2 separate regions of the Mus musculus genome follow, and region 1 is linked to region 2. Evidence: chromatin loops called from intact Hi-C (ENCODE). Cell type or tissue: gastrocnemius. All regions are shown on one strand. Each heading gives the region's core, and the rest is flanking DNA. Links, peaks and the distances in the headings are about the cores only.

Evidence for each region. Hi-C counts contacts between places; a loop is a spot of excess contacts. Peaks named below come from ENCODE experiments on the same cell type or tissue, not always from the same donor. Only the 100,000 strongest peaks of a DNase experiment are listed, where the experiment ranks them.
Region 1: it touches region 2 in a loop (5-fold over the local background); 10 of 42 quality-filtered maps call a loop at or near these places.

The regions. Positions count from the first base shown.
Region 1 is chr9:67,217,040-67,225,371 of GRCm38, forward strand. It overlaps Tln2 (talin 2), which reads right to left. Exons shown (of 58, transcript NM_001081242.2): 57 at 6,937-7,062; 58 at 46-4,479. The coding sequence ends at 4,351. Among named protein-coding and RNA genes, the nearest start is that of Mir190a, 16 kb to the right of the region's middle. In gastrocnemius, for the core only: a CTCF peak has its summit at 3,537 (motif pointing right); a DNase peak (open chromatin) is centred at 3,554.
Region 2 is chr9:67,269,603-67,277,934 of GRCm38, forward strand. Tln2 (talin 2) reads right to left here. Exons shown (of 58, transcript NM_001081242.2): 43 at 5,719-5,820; 44 at 3,008-3,127. Among named protein-coding and RNA genes, the nearest start is that of Mir190a, 37 kb to the left of the region's middle. In gastrocnemius, for the core only: CTCF peaks have their summits at 3,969 (motif pointing left) and 4,896; a DNase peak (open chromatin) is centred at 4,894; H3K27ac peaks cover 3,282 bases.

The sequences.
Region 1 (8,332 bases), core at 113-8,112, 53 kb before region 2:
CCCCCACTCCCACCCCCCGCCATTGCCATGAAACCTTCACACAAGTTCATTCCTTTAAAAGTTTATTTCTGATGAATAAAAAAAATAATTTATGTGATTAGATAAATTAATTTATGTGATTAAACATTATGACAAGGGCAGAGCTTCCCTTTCTTGTCTCCTGACAGATGTGGCTGCAGAGGGGCTCGCATGCTATTGCCTCCTGGTGGGCAGTGAGCTGGGTTCCAGGGAGACCAGATAAAACCTAGCCTGTTTCACAGAAAAGTGTCAGCCCTTCTTCATAGTATTGTGAGACTACTGGAAGTTCCCTCCTCGTGCTCATTCCAAATGACCACAACTTAATACATCAAGTGCAAGCTCACCCTGATGGAGCAGTGACGTCAGGCGATTTGTGGAGGATGTCTTTCCTAGCGGAGGCTGCCGACTCAGTGGGAGGGACTCTGGGGTGAGGTGAGATCTGGGCCACCAGCATAGCCCCTAAGACCTTTCTTTGGCTTTTAGGACTCTGAGCACTGTTGCCTCTCAGCCTGTAAGCAACTATTTTCTTCCAGTTCCTTGCAACTTGCTCAGTAACTCAGATGTGTCTGTCTGTGTGCGCGGTCACCGAGTTCGTTTCTTCTAGGTGTCTGAGCAGAGCATACAATCAGTGCTGAGATCTTAAGCTTTAGCTCCCAGAGGCTCTACCTTAGCCCTGGACTGCAAAGCTCGGGGAGATTTGGGGGACCACCTGCCAGAGAGACAAGAGGAAGTGCAGTGGCACCTCTTACCACCTCCACCCTAATTCCTTCATCAGGTTCTGGTTCTGGGGCCGCTTAGGAGGTGGGGATAAATACATGCTTTTAGGTGGTGGGACATTTTGGTTAAAGTCTGTGTGTTGCTGGGAACCAACCCAGGGCCTAGCACTTACGAGGCAAACATTTTAACACTAAGTTACTTCCATTAGCTGTTGGTTTTCTGAGACAGGATCTTGTTACCCAGCCCAGGCTGACCTTAGACTTGGCAATTCTCCTGCCTCCACCTCCCCAGTGCTGGGATTCTAAATGTTCGCCGTCACACCTCGTTACACGGTTTTTAACACTTGGTTTCAGCTGTCCCTACTCTCACCAGCCGGAAGAGAACTCAGACAACAAGCAGATGTGTGTGCTAAGAGGCTTAGAGGGTTTTCTGGACGAAGAGTGTGCGCCAGCAGATCTGTGGTGGCTTAGCCCTGAAAGCCCGTGCACAAACTGAAGCCAGGGCAGCTGCCTCTGGAAATCACCAACGCCAACTGGAGGACTGCCTAGGTCCTAAGTATCAGCTTATGATGACCTTCAAGACCACCTCCCAAACTGGCCAGTGGAAGGGCTACCCAGGGCTGTCTGACCAAACATGGCTTTTGCATCCTGAAAACCAAAAGACCTCTGAAAGGCAGAAGTAAACCAAATGCAATTTCCCAGCCATCAGGCACATCCTACTTTTAACCATCAAACAGGGAAACACAGGACAGGAAGATCAGTGTAAGGATTCAACACCCAATGTTGGCCTCCCTCACGGGACCAGAGGTAGGAGTGCACTCTGCTGCATTCCCAGTCCCCCTCACAGATGAATTCCATGTTCCAGGCCTTGGGCCATGGGCCTTGAAACTACTCCAAACTGCAATTCACTACATCTGCATTCTTTCTCCCTTAGGAGCCAGAAGACCCCTCAGTGCCTCTGGGGACACAAGCAGCAGCATTAAGTAATGCCTGTAGCCCAGCATTTCCGCTGGTTTATGAAATGAGGAGAGATCAGCCAGCCACGAGGACATTCACATACATGGACACAGCATGGGCTAGCAAGGGACAGGTGCGAAGTAGGCCCACGACCATGGAGGAGAGACCTGAGAACGACCTCTTCCCAAGTTCCTAGTGCACATCACCCCAGACAGGAGGACACTGTCCCACTGTCCTGAAACTCCCCTCATGGCCCCTTGCCTTCATTTGTTAGAGGTCTTCTCCTGTGTCCACTTCTGTGAAAGTTTTAAACCACCCTGGGGTAGGGACAGACACTTGGTATCTGTCCTGCCCCTGGAATGTCCAATGTGGCAGGGGACAGGTAGGAGGAGGGGTGAGGGGCTAGCTGCCTGGAAGCATATCCTACAGGAAGAGGGTGAGCCAGCTGCAGGAGAGCCTCTTGTCCTACTGTGTGAGATCACCGTCTTGATCATGAACTTTGGGGTTTGGCTTAATAGTTTTGCATAGTACCCAGCAAAGGCGTGAAGTGGCGCACACCTTTAATCCCAGCGCTTGGGAGGCAGAGGCAGGCAGATTTCTGAGTTCGAGGCCAGCCTGGTCTACAGAGTGAGTTCCAGGACAGCCAGGGCTATACAGAGAAACCCTGTCTGGGAAAAACAAAACAAACAAAAAGAGTTACACTCAACAAGGGTGAGCGAGGCGGTTTGCTTTCCCATGAGCATCAAGGGCTCCCAGCATGGAGGCTCTCCAGCAGCCCTGCTCAGCCTCAGTCCTTCCATGTGTGCCCTGCATTTGCTTTTCATTCACACCGTACTTAGATCCTTCTACCTGTGTGAAAGGGATTCCTTTGTGCAGCATGTGTAAGTCTCTACACATCTGGGAAGGTGTCAGGATTTCATTATGTTTTAGAGCTGTGGCACAGGAGAGTCTGCTCGAGGAGCCTCATCTGGCAAGGTCGAGGGTTGATTCTCTCTTTCCTTTCGGAGGACCAGAGTACCAGTGTTTCTTCTTTGGTAGAAATCTGGATGGAAGTGGTGAGCCCAACATACAATGTGGTACTGGTATCATATCATTAAGGGGGAGAAAGTCTGCCCTCAGCAGCCATTAGCCTTGAAGACCATATGCCTTTTTTCCTTCTCTCTCCTCTTTTGGAGGCAGGGTCTCATGTAGCCAAGGCTTTTCTCTATAATTTACTATGTAGCCAAGGCTGGTCTCTGACTTACTATGTAGCCAAAGATAACCTTGAACTTCTGATCCACCTGCCTCTATCTCCCTGGTGCTGGGATTACAGGCTTGTGGCACCACATCGAGTTTATGTGATGGGACCCAGGGCTTTGTGCATGCTAACCAGGCAAACACTCTACCAACTGAGCTACAGTCTAAGCAAGCCCCTGCTAACTCTTCACGAGTTCATTAACATGCTGGTACTTGGTATCAGGCCCTCCCTCATCCCTCATCTTAGGCAGGGGCTCAACTCAAATGTAAAGTCAGGGATCTCTGATGTTCTCTCCAGAAGAGGGCCCTGAGAGGAAAGGCACGAGGGGAAGGCATCGGGAGGTTGAAAGGGCAGCACCCAGATGATGTACTGTGAAAACACTTCTGTGACAACAAGCAATGCTGTCACACAGGTTCACAATGACCAGAGGGGACATTTAGATTTTAGGATTATTAAGATAAATGGTGGGAAATGCCCCCTTGAGATCAAAGGTCAAAGTTCTAAACAAATAACTTTCCTTCTTGAACTTGGACCCTCTCAAGTGCACAGAAACTGATAATAGGGCTCGAACATGGGAACCTCCTTCCTAAATGCTACCTGACTCTTCCTCCAGGGGGCGCTGCACTGAGATCCATCAGGGACATAGTCTCCATGTGTGTGTCTGCATAAACTGAAACAGCTTTGCTGAGTGAGGAGCCCAGTATTTTATTCCGGCCCCTACCCACCTAACCCTGACCACTTTCCACAACTCTGCCCTTTGGATTATGGAAGGGGGAAAAAAAAATAACTTCCATTTTTCTGGGCCACAGAATACAAGATGGGTGTAGTTGTACAAGGAGCTTACACACTGAGGCGAGAAAAGCGTGCAAACGGGTAGGGGATCTTCTCCCCCGTGGGTGAGTCAGTGCCCCACACTTACACAGACCTCTGTGACTCCAGAGTTCACTTGGGAGTGTTTCTGGCTTTATTAACAGTGTCCAACTCCAGCTGTCTTCTCTCCAGAGAGAGAATCTCTATGTCCATGATACTGATGATTCCTGTGAGCCGTTATTAGCATTGTTCTTTCCCGAGTGTGATTTCACAAAGAGGCCCTGGAGCAGTCTTAGAGGACACGGAGTACAGGTGTCTGAGAACAACGTAATACTGACTTTTCTTTTTTGGTAACAGTCCATGAAATGCGCCCTCTGTCCTGAGATATAGCGAGGCGTGAGGGGAGCTGGAAGAGCTGTGGGTGGGACACTGTACCGTGTGAGACCATGATCATGCAGCTGATAGTGACGGGACTGAGGACTGAGAGAGACAGACTCCGGTGGAGGGCCAGCAGTTTCCAGGAAGTTCCTGGCTCTGGGGGACACCAGTATGTCCAGTTCTTGTTGGGGGAGTAGGAACCACCTCCTGGGGCTCACCAGCATGGGGGGTGTCTTAGCCCTCATCTTCCCTCAGCTCTGTGGGGAGGAATTTGTACTGCTGCTGGCGGATCTGGGCCAGCTTCTTCCTGGCTTCCTCCAGCTCTCGTTCTTTCTTCAGCATTTCCTCCTGGGCTGCAATGATCTGAAAGGAGACAAGAGCGGAACGGAGCTAAAGCTTTTGTGAAGGCCTGTCTTCCACAGCCCCTCTGGTGATGGACGCAGATGAGCGTTCTTTTTTAAAAAACAAAACATGTATTTATGTATGTTGAGGGTATGTGTATGTGCCTTAGCACACATGTGGAGGTCAGAGGACAATATGTAGAAGTCAGTTCTCTGTTTTCAACGTGTGGGTCCTGGGGATTGACCCAGGTCTCCAGGCCCCAGGCCGCGTGCCTTTACCATGAAAGCATCTTTCTTGCTGAGCCGTAATGCTGGCCCGGGAACAGCATTCTTAGCTCTGGAAACTAGCCTACCTCACGGCTTGGTTTTGACACCAATGAGCCAGCTGATTGGGGGGGGGGGGAGCTGACTTCAGGGTAGGAACCTAGTAGCAAACACCTCTGGTATCGATACCAGGCTTGGTGTCTGCACTTGACTTAGACTGTCCCAATGCTTTTGTGGCAAGCCTGTAAAAGGCCTGTATTTACAATGAGGGATCTGAGGCTGAGACAGATGGGTCATTAAAGTGATTCAGTTGGTAGAAAGGGTGCAGGGAGGTAAAGCTAGGACCCCCAACCACAAAGTGGCCTTCATATAAATTTGGGGATGGATTCCTGGACTCGGAGTCCTAGTTGGCTAGACTGCCAAATCTATGGCGGATCAAGCCCTTGATTTAAAATGTCACAGTATTCCCATATTACCTATTAATATTCCTCCTGTACTATTATTATTTGTTTGGTGAGTACATGCATGCATACATATATATGTACAGGTTCGTGTATGTATAGGTATACATGTGAGTGCGCGAGCGCGTGCGCGTGCGCGTGCGTGCGTGTGTGTGTGTGTGTGTGTGTGTGTGTGTGTGTGTGTGTGAGACTGTTGCTTCTCAGGGAGCCATTCACCTTGTTCCTGGGAGCAGTGTCTCTGACTTCTACCTGGAACCAGGCTGGCTGGCTAGCAGACCCTCTCTACCTCTTTAGCACTGCTATTACATATATACATGCACAACACACCTATTTTTTTAAAACATGGGATTTGGGAATCAAACTCAGATCTTCATGCTAGCATGACAAGCATTTACCCTCTGAGCCACCTCTCTGGCTCCCTTTCACATATTTTGAATAATGTCCAGATGGCTTATAAGACAGAATGTAATGTGAACAGCATGCACATGACTGCTAAATGGAATCGTTTAAAGAATGACCAGAAAAACAGCCTTTCCAGAACATCCAGTAGAGTTGCAGTTTTTCCTGAATATTTTCAAGCCACTGCGGGTTGAATACAAGGATGTGAAAGTTATGGAGATGCAGACAACAAATGCGCACCTCTCATGCTTCTAAGGCCTAAAGCTGAGGAATCCTGGCTAACGGGTACAGTGGGACTAGGTGAGCTTGTGTTCAAGAAAGCCAAACAAGTTCCCTTCAGTGGACTCTTCCAGCATGCCCACTATGCCTACAAATTTATTGACCAAGGTGTGGGGTACTAGATGCGGTAGTATTTCCCAAATTCAATTGATCAGGGACTCTTTTATATGAGACTTCTATAGGAACAAGTAAATAAAAAAACACTTTCTGATAAAAAACAAAAAACAACAAAACAAACAACTTGGTCTATAGTTAAAACCTGGAATAGTTTGCAAGAGTCCAGGAAGGCACAGAGAATACCTGGTGCTGTTAAGAACACAGCCCTGTGTAACAGATTGATTATATATATATATGTGTGTGTGTGTGTGTGTGTGTATACATATATATACATACATACATATATATATATACATACATACACACACACACACATACATACACACACTCAATCGATCATCCAAAAGCCACAGGCCTGGTTCCCTGGCATGTCCTCTATACTTCTATGCATGAGAACACAACCCTGCCTAAGGAACCCAAGTCTTATAACAGACTTGGGCGAGAGAAGGGGCCATTCTGCCTGTGGAGGGACTGACATGGTGGCTATCTCAAAGACATCGCTGCTGTACTCTTGCTACTCACTCTCTGTACCTTTCTTTATAATAGGATACCTGACTTTCAGCTAGGAACATGGCTGTCCAGAAAAGAATCTCCCATTTCCCATGCTGCACAGTGGCTACACGTTGACCAATGGCATGGGAGAGAGAGAGGAAGTGAGATTTGTAAATTCCAGTGCTTGTTCCTTTCCCTCTTCCTGACAGATGGGACACTGAAGTTGGTAAGTAAGCCATCTTGGACCCAGTTGCCAGCGGCAACATTCAGGGAGGGAGAATAAGGTGCAGTCTGGGTCTCAAACACAGCAGAAACATCACCCCTTCCTACATGGCTTACTACGGACAGTTACACTCAGCAGAGATGGACTTGCATCCTGTTTAAGGCCCTGCTTTGTTGAGCATCTGCTGTAATATAAGCCTTGTCTTCCTTGGCAGGCACACAGGCCTGTGTGTCTGGCCACTCACCTGAGCAATGCCTCCCACGAACTTGGTTTTCACCACAACATCGTCATCATCAGCTTTGCCAAATGCTGCCTTCTGGGCTGCACGAACAAGATTGTCTGAGGCTCTTTTCACAGCATTTCCTGCCGCCTGGAGAGGGGACAAGACATGCGTGACATCATTAGCAAGAGAGCAGGAGTCTGGCAAGAACAGACATGAAGTTCATGAGACCAAGTTATAACACAGAAGTTATCTGGAGCCAGCGGGATACGTCAACTCCTCCAACACTGACGGCTAAGTACGGCTCTTTCAGTGATGGATTGAAATATAGTTCCTGGCTCCCCAAAAAAACACATTAATTTTAAAAAATGCTTTTATGTGTGTGTTTATGTGGGCTACATGTGTGTGGATATGGAGGACAGAGAACAGCCCCAGACATGCCACCTACTTCCTTTGAGACAGAGTCTCAGTGGTCTCAAGTTCATCCGTTAGGTTAACCTGGCCGGGTGGTGAGCCCCGGGGTTGCTCTCATCTTTGCCTTTCCAGTATTTGGATTGCAAACATCAGACACCACGCTCAGCTCCGCTTTCATCTGTGGGCCCTGGGGATCTAGCTCAGGCCCTCGTACTTACAGAGAGTGAGCACTTTACTGAGTCTTTACTCTCTGGCTTGAGCCCATGCTTTTGAGGGGGAATTGAAGGTCCTGCAGTAAGGGGCACGTGCCTGTTACAGAAGTATGCTCAGGCTGCCTTTGGTCAGAAGAAAGCCACTGCCCCTTGGTTCTAACCAAATGTGTTTGAAATGATGGCTCAGGCTTCATGATCCTCTGCATGTCATGGCCCTGGCTCACCTTCTCTCCGTCAGTGTTTGTGGGTGCTCTGGGCCGACTTTTTACAGCCCTTGTCGCATCTGGGTCTTTCTGACAGGGACAGCCCTAGCCTGGGTCTAACAACTTAAGGGCAGGGGCATGATTAAACTCTGAGTACCTTGGTGCACCTGGTACAGAGGCTGCTCAGAGCTGGGATTCACTGAAGGTTTCCTGAGGGAGTGAAGGGCTATGAGACAAGGCAGGGAGCACCCACTCGTGTGTTGGGGGTAAAAGAGTCTTATAAGAAATGAGACTCGATGGGCAGAATGTAAGGCACAGCCAGGCTTATGCTTTGTGAACAAAGATGAAGAGATTGCTGGAGCACATCTCATAGACTCTGTCAATGGAAGTCTCCATCTTTTTATTACCGACTCTTACCCATTCTAGCTTACTGGTGTGTGTAAGTGTGCTCGTGCATGGAGTTCAGAAGTTGGCTGCCCAGGGATCTATTTTTGCCTCTCTCACACTGGGATTTTAGGCACATGTCACTGGGTCTGGCTTTTATGTGGGTGCTGGGATCAAACTTGGATCCTTAAGCTTGTACATGCAAGC
Region 2 (8,332 bases), core at 160-8,159:
AGCAACCAGAGCTGCTTAGCTGGGGGACCTTAAGAGGGTTAGACCAGGGTGACAATCGGAACTTGTCGGATCCACTTAGAAAACATATCAGGGAAGACAGTGTGAACAACAGAACCAGGCATCACTTTCTCTCTACCTGACAGCTAGTTTTGGGGTGGGATTTTAAAAATAAAATGCCAGCGTGCACATCCATTCCACCTGGGAGTGCAGGCTGTAGGACCAGGCGCATAACCAATGCTCTCCCTGGCTCACAAAGTGGTGATGTGACTTTCCCTAGAGATAGAGCTATAGTCACGAAATCTTTCCCCAGGACTTACATTGTGGAGCTGTAGCTCCTAGGATCTTAACCCCTCCCTCTTTCCCTCCATCCCTTTTTCTCTTCCTCCTTCCCTTCTCCCCATTTTCAGCCCCTTCCCTCTCTGTATGTATGTGTGCTGTTACAAGTCCTTCTATATGCACATATAGAGGCCACACGTCAAGGTCAGATGTCTTCCTCAATTCTCTTTACCTTAGTCTTTGAGACAGTCTCTCTCACTGAACCCGGACATCAATGATTTGGCTAGACTTGCTGACCAGCAGGCCTAAGACACCCTCCTGTTTCTTCCTCCCCAGGACTAAGATTACAGGCACGTGCAGCCATGAGTAGCTTTTTACACGGGTGCTGGGGCTCTGATCTCAGGCCCTCCTGTTTGTACATGACTGAGTCATCTCTCTGGTCTCTCTGTGTTCAGAGAGAAACTAATCTTAACTTGCAAAGCTGCCAGGAGAGTTTTCACTTTTCTGAAGAACTTCCACAGTGCTACTAACAAAGCCTTGAGTTTTCTGTGGAAAAATAAACAGAGAAAGATCCTGTTTGATGTTTGAGGACAGAGGTCCAGCTTTTCCTGTAATTGTCACATTGTGGAAAAGACCAGAATGCGGACTCGTTGGGGGTACACCGCAGGACTCTGAAGGAAAGGTTTCCCAATTGCCCTGCATGTAAATATTTTCACATTCTGGGATATGGGGCCCTCTCGGGTATACAAATAACTCCCACAATTTTGGTATGTTAAAACAAAACAAAACAAAACAAAACAAAACAACACCCTATATTGCTTCAGGGACCTCCTAACCTTCTCAGTTTCCCCCCAAGCATCTGTCTGGCAAATGCACACAGAGAACTTTCCCGCACAGGCCACTGGTAATCTTATGTTCTCCCTCTCATTTTTGGCTTCGGGTCATGCTGCTCTTGTGTCTGGACTGTAAAATACATCGCAAGATGCCCCGCCAAAAACAGCAAGTGTTACTGACAATGTCAGAGGCACCAGCATGCAAGGTGACGTGTTGTGTGGCTAGCGACACATTCTTTTCTTTGTTGGCTTGGTGCAATCAGTGATTCTGTGTCATAGCAAGGCTCTGATTGCTTCCGCATTGGGGTGGCCAGCTCTTGAGAGCTTTGTCCATATGGAAAAGGCAGGCTAGTGTTCCAATTCCAGACAGATGAGACTAGATCACACTGCAAAGCTTCCTGTGGAGAGGAGCCCAAACCTCCCTGGCAATCTCCACTCAAAGTCAACTACTTCTTCCCATTGTCCAAATGCTTCCTGACGGTAACACAAGCTTTCTTTTACTTGTTTATGAAATTCAAAATTACATGTTGACCAAATGAATTATACGTCTAGATAAATTACAGTGTAGAACTGTAGTCTGGTCTTACTGAAACAGAAAGACTATTTAAAAAGAAAGAGAAAGAGAAGGAGGAGGAGGAGGAGGAGGAGGAGGAGGAAGCGGGGGAAACTGTGTAAAAGGAATTAAGATTCAGTATTTTTCTTGCTGATGTAACATAATTATTACAATTATTCATGCTGAGGCCTGACTGACTGCTCTGGAATGTAAAGACAGGAGCATGGTTAGAAACTGAGGGAACTCCATGCTAGAAATATATATGTACCTCCGTACATATATATGATATGCCTGCTTACATGCATGGTTATGACATATGTTAGAAAGTGATGTGTTTTGGATCTGTGTTTCTATGGTTGCTTTAAAAGCCTTTGTTAGACACACCAGGTCCCAACCCAGAGTACTGGGGAAGTGAGGGCGGGTCTGTTATTTCAGGGAAATGAGCAGACCAGTTACAAACCTGTGGCTTCCCCATGCCCTAGTGTTTAAGAAAATACTGAACAAAGTTTCCATTCAATAAACAGCTTGCATCTCACCGAATGTGGTTACCTGTATCTTCCCGTGTTCCCGCAGTCCCTCCATCATTCTGTATCTCAGAGTGGACTTCCTTTCTCTAAGGAGCCACATGGTTTCTTGGGCCCTAGACACCCTCTCTAGGCACTCACACTGACAAAACTTCTTCCAGGCCCCTCTGGGTCCCCAGCTGTGCTGTGTGGTCCCACTCACAGCTTCCAGAGATGACTGCTCTCTGACAGTGTGCACACTTGCCATTCTGAGACTCTTAAGGGTACTGATTTGCCGAAGCCACGCCTACACTAGCCTCTGTGGAAAGGAATAAGGAAAGCAGGTGGGTCTTGAACCTACAGGCGGGGGCTTTGTGTCATGCAAGCAGATTGTTGTCAAGAGAGGAGATATGAAATCCCACATGTGGGTCCTCTAATATTTTGGGGAGCCTTTGGAAAACATAAGCATGGCTGATAGGATGTGCTAAGGGGGAGCAGGAAGCAGGAAGGTGGCAGCCCCAGGTTTGGGCATTTGAAGAGGGAGATGGGCAGCTATAAGGGCCTAGCAGAACATTGCAAACAAACCCTTCCACCTGAGAGTCACTCTCCGGAGCACTCTAGTTCTTGGCCAACTGGCCCCAGCAAGGGTCCAAGTTCTAGGCACGATTTGGGGCTCTGAGTGAATCTGGGGCATCAGTTGCACAGCAATGGGGAATGAAACCTGCTCCTGGCTCTTGGGCTGGGGTCTTATAGAACTAGGCTACAGGGTCCTCCCCTCTCCCATCCCCCGGAACGGGCACCATGTGTTTGCTTCTTAAGATAGGGGCCTTAAGGTGGCAGACCTCCTCTGGTTCGGCGGTGGCTGCTGCCATCTGGCCCTGGAGAGCCAGGTGCCCATAGTCAGTGGTCATTTGTGAAGCCAGGCCTCCCAACTCCTCCGGGTTAGTAACCGACTTAGTCATCTGGAAAAAGAAAACAAGCAAGACACAAATACATACACAAAGAGAAGCATCAGAACCATGTGTTAATACCCTGGGAAGCCAAAGGGTTTCATTCCCTTTTAGCCCCTGGGGAAGGTGAAGGCCAGGCCTAGCATAATGGCTGGACACTGGGGAGGGCAATTCAAGCGAAGCCCATGCTGCATTGCACACAACAGGCCAGGGCTGTGACTGCCCTGCAGCTCAGACCGGATGGATGGGCACATGCTCAGCGTGCAAGGCGGTGCAGCGTGGAACCGAGTCCTCAGGGCCCAATCTCAGGGAGAATGGATATGGGGTCACCAGAGGAATTTCCACAAGGGACCATTCTAGGGGATGATCCTTGTGAGTGGTAGATCCTGATTCGGCTTCTGTGAGGATCTAGGCAAGAAAGGATCTGAGAATAGGGCTGTTACAAAGTCACAAAGGAGACCCAGTGAAGAAACCAACATCAGGGACTGAAGGAAGGGCTTGGGTAACTTTGTAACAAAGCACCACAAAGTGCTTCGGAAACATGGTGGCCCATCACAACCCACACAGTCCATGCATCCACTCTGCCCGCACCTCAGAATAGCGTGCCTCAGTTTAGTGTTTAGCCTTCACCTTGGCTTTTTGCCATGAACAAAAAAGTCACCTAAAAGACAGTCTCTGTCTCTTTTCCAGGAATCTCACTCCTGCCCTATCTCTTTTCTTACTCTTCAAAAAAATAATTTGGGACTGGAGAGATGGCTCAGTGGTTAAGAGCACTGACTGTTCTTTCAGATGAGTTCAATTCTCAGCAAACACATGGTGGCTCACAACCATCTGTAATAGGATCTGATGCCCTCTTCTGGTGGGTCTGAAGACAGCTGCAGTGTACTCATATACATGAATAAAATAAATCTTTAAAAAATATATTTTTATTTGTAGGTGTGTGTCCACACCACAATGCATGTGTGGAGGCCAGAGGACAACTTAGAGTTGGTTGGTCTTTCCATTGTTAGGATTCCAGGGACTGAATGCAGGTCATTTAGCCTTGCTTACAAGTATCTTTACCTGCTACGCCCCCTTGCTGGCCCCCTTTGTGATCTTTTAAAGGCTTGATTTTAAAGGACTATTCCTTTTAGTATTTAGACAGGGTCTCAGATAGCTCAAGCTGTCCTTGAACTCCTAATTCCCCCTCTACTTCCTAAGGGCTGGAATTAGAAGCATGTGCCACCATGCACAGCTTAAAGGGCTTTTAAAAAGCCCCTTCAAAGGACTCCTTGTCTACTGAGGTAGGTTCCAAGGAATACAACTGGCATCCCAAAAGAATGAAGTTGTACCATGAGCTGTACCATTTGTGCCTCATTAATAGGAACACAAAGACTCTTCACCTAACAACTCTGACCAAAAGTGCCAGGCTAGCCACCTCAGGATGTCATATACTGGAGGGTAGGCTTGTTGGGAATCATAGGTGCCAAAGGATGAGACAGCCTGGTTCAAAGCCTGGCCCAGAAGACTCTCCAGGGACTTTATGAAGATACTCACAAATGCCTTTCAAAGATCCCACTGCTAGACTGCGCAGTAAGGGGACTTTGATTTGTCCCCTCTACTCCCCTGAAAGGATGGTCTTGGTGTGACCTCCAGCTTGCCAGGACACTCAGAAGTGACTGTGACTATTCCCCTCCTTCCTCAGGCCACATTCATTTAAACAGTCGGCCTGGTACAGAGTTCCCATGCATGAGTAGAGCAGGCAGGGAAGCCTTCGTAGTCCAAGCTCAACCTCTAGTGGACACACAGTTGCATGACAGAGCCAGTGAGAGGGGTGACTTGGCCACTCCAGCTAGGCCATTGCAATGGCCACCTCGGGCTTGGCAATCCTTTTGCACTTGGGGCTCCAAGTGGAGAGGGATGTTTTCTGTGTATGCACTCTCTGAGATCACATTTGTCATCCTCCATGTAACTCTATAATGCCAAGAGCACATACTGACTCCCAGAGCCATTTATGAAGACTCATCTGGAACAATGTTGTTTGCATTATGTTTCAGTGGAAAATACAAAAAACAAAAAACAAAAAACCATTACTTCTGCTGTCAGGAATTAGAAAAAAAAAAACCACACTAATTTTGCCTAGAGGACTGATTGCTCAAGTATTATAATTTGATTTTGCCAGATAGCTTCATGTTTTTACTATTTTGCTCCCAAATATCTTCTCTTATACTAGAACTTAACCCTATTAAAACATCTCAAGTCCTTCCAGAGATGAGTAGGATTTGCTCCTTTTTAATGAGACCTTGTTGCTCATTTCCTGCTTTCTTGAAAGCTCTCTCCTCCCTTTGTTCCCTGTGTTCATTCCCAGGACTTAGTCAACTTTACTTCCTTCTTCCTGGGGCTTCTATACCACAGGCAACCAGAGGCACCACAGAGAGGAGGTAGGAAGTAGGGTCCCGGGAGAAAATGCCATTACAGGGAACCTACATCACGGGCTGGTCAGTCTACCTGACACAGATCTCAGACTTGAAGACTCAGATGGTGGTGGGCATGGTGTGAAGACTCAGATGGCAGTGGGTAGAGGGGGAACCCACAGTGGGTGGGGCCAGTCCTTTTCTTCTTACCATTTCCTGAGCTGTGACGGCAATGGCTTTGGAGTATTTAACCACAGTCGTCTGGTAGTCAACAAACGTTCCCTTTGGTTCTGGAGGTGTGCCTTCATCCAGCTGTGGATGAGAGAAGAACTTAGGAGTCATAAGGAGCCTGGCCAAGGATAGGCTATACTTGTAAGAATTAGAAACTTAGGAAAAGGAGAGAGCCCCTCAGAGGTTTCTTTGGTTCAAACTCTGCTCTAACTTCTCCAATCAAAATCACAATGGAGGTACACATAAGGCATTCAGGGGACACAGGCAAGATGGAGTCCCAGTTTCATCTTACAGGAGTGGAAAGTATTTCAGAGGAAGGACGATTTAGTTAAGTCTCACCAGATAAGGAGAAGGCCGCCCACAAAAACAGTAGGGAAGGAATCCCAGAAAGAGGGAACAGTATTCAAGCACATGATGGTAAGAGTGAGTCTGGTACTTCCAGGGAAATACAGAGAGTGGTGGAAGATGAGGCGGGAGGTGGCAGAATCTCCATCATGGAGGACTTCCATAGCAACACTACAGTCCACCAATATCCATGCCCAGGGATGCCTAGTGATGATCTAAGTCAACAGAAAGAATTGGAGGATCTAAGAGCAATCTTTTGACTGCCTGCCTCCAAGTGCAACAGCAATTAAGAAAAGGGCAAGATCACTGTGAAAGAATGGGAGTCAACAGTCCCCTTGAAGGTCAAGGGCATACTGATCCAGGTGAAGTGTGGTCCCCTGGATGATAGATCAGGGTAGGTAAATGTGATGGTTGATATTGATAGCCAACTGGACAGTAGAATTACCTCAGAGAAAGACCCTGAACATGTCACGTCTCTGTGGGGGTTTCTAGAATGAGTTAACTGAGGTGGGAAGAAACCAGGAAGAACTGGATGTGGGCCATCCCATGAGCTGGGTGGTCCCAAAATAAATAAAAAGGGGAGTGAGCTGAGGGACAGCACTCACACCTCTCCCCCCCACCCCCACCCCCGACTGCAGATGCAATGTGACCAGTGGCCTCACACTCCAGCCACTGTGCCTTTCCCACTGGGCTGGACTGTATCCCTCAAATTGTGAGCCAAAAGAAACCCTTCCTCCCTTAAGTTGCTTCTTGTCAAGTACTTCTCAATGACCAAAGTTAGTGACACAGAAGGAGTTTGTGGACAGCAGTGAAATCCCAGGTCGTGTTTTACAGGGAGGAGAGGGAAACCCTTCGTGTGTATCCTCTGCTGCCAGCAACTCTTGTGACCATCAAGAGATTCCAGGCTTATTTCTCAAGAGCCAGCTGGACCACTGACAGCAGCTGTGTGGGTGCCGCTATCACAGCATAAGGCATCTCCGTGAGCGAGGCTGGTGGGCTAGCAAAGGATGACTCAGGGCCTGACTTCCATTCTCTCGGGACTGACAGGACATTTCCTATCTTTACATTAATACTGAGAAAAAGAAAAAGAGGATCATTTGGCTTTTAACTGCTACTAAGAAACTATGGATTTGACAATTTAACATCCCCTGTAGACATGTGGTTTGTTTCCAAAGTTCTGGTGCTCTATTGTGGTGAAAGTCAAACAAACCCTCCTGCACCTCACCCTATGGCCTTGAGGAGGCAAAATTTACTCACTGTCTGCTAAACCATCCGTATTTGAAGCATAAGCAAAGCATAGTGGATACTGATAGAGACTTTGAGAAGGGAGATACAGTCTAACCCAGCTTGCTACTTCATTAGTGTGAAGAGGATGGGAGAGAGTTGTGGAGCCATTTCTCTAATGACTTTATTCCTTTATAGAGACCGAGACAGCTAATCCCTAAATCAGCAATTTAAGACCTTGTATTATCTTAAAATACTATACTAATGCATACATAATCCAACTGTAGGCATTTCCCAACACAGGCACTGTAACACTCTCGTCTGTGATACTCTCTAATGCTAAGCTGACAATTGGATGCTGATGAAAAACTGTTTAACCTGACAATATCAAAAGGACATCATTAAAGACAAAATCCTTGGAGGAAAGTAGAAACCATAGAGTTGAAATTCTTTTTGGTCTGAAGCACTGTCAATTGGCTGTTGAGCCAGAAAATGATTTATGTTGTCTCCTATGCCTGTTGCTTTTGAGAGCCCACCAAGACCTTTCATACACACTATTCAATGGTTTATGCATTTAAGTAGATATCAAAATGTAAGATTTTTGGAAGTCCCATTAGAGATTCCTAGGATCTACTCAATTGAGATTGTGATAGAGCTAGACAGCAGTAGAGACCAGGATCCTGAATTCTAGAAAGTTCCTCAATTCCAAAGTAGCCATTCCAAGGGCCAATGCTTGGAAATAATTTCCTAACTCCTCCTGGAGTCTCCTCCTTATCCCAGCTTATAAAGAAGACATGAGGTGTAAGTAATTATTTCCATTTTACAAACAAGGAAGCCAATGATACTTTCACAATGTCTGTTTTTAAGCACAACTGGGAAGAACTGTGCAGTAGCTTACAAAGCTGATGAACTGATAGTTAAGAAAAAAATGATGTTGGAGATATGGCTGGCCATCTGCTGGCTCGTGGGTCTTGGCCTTGACTGACAGTTTCCCAGAGAAGACCGTGTAGGGATGATTTGTGAA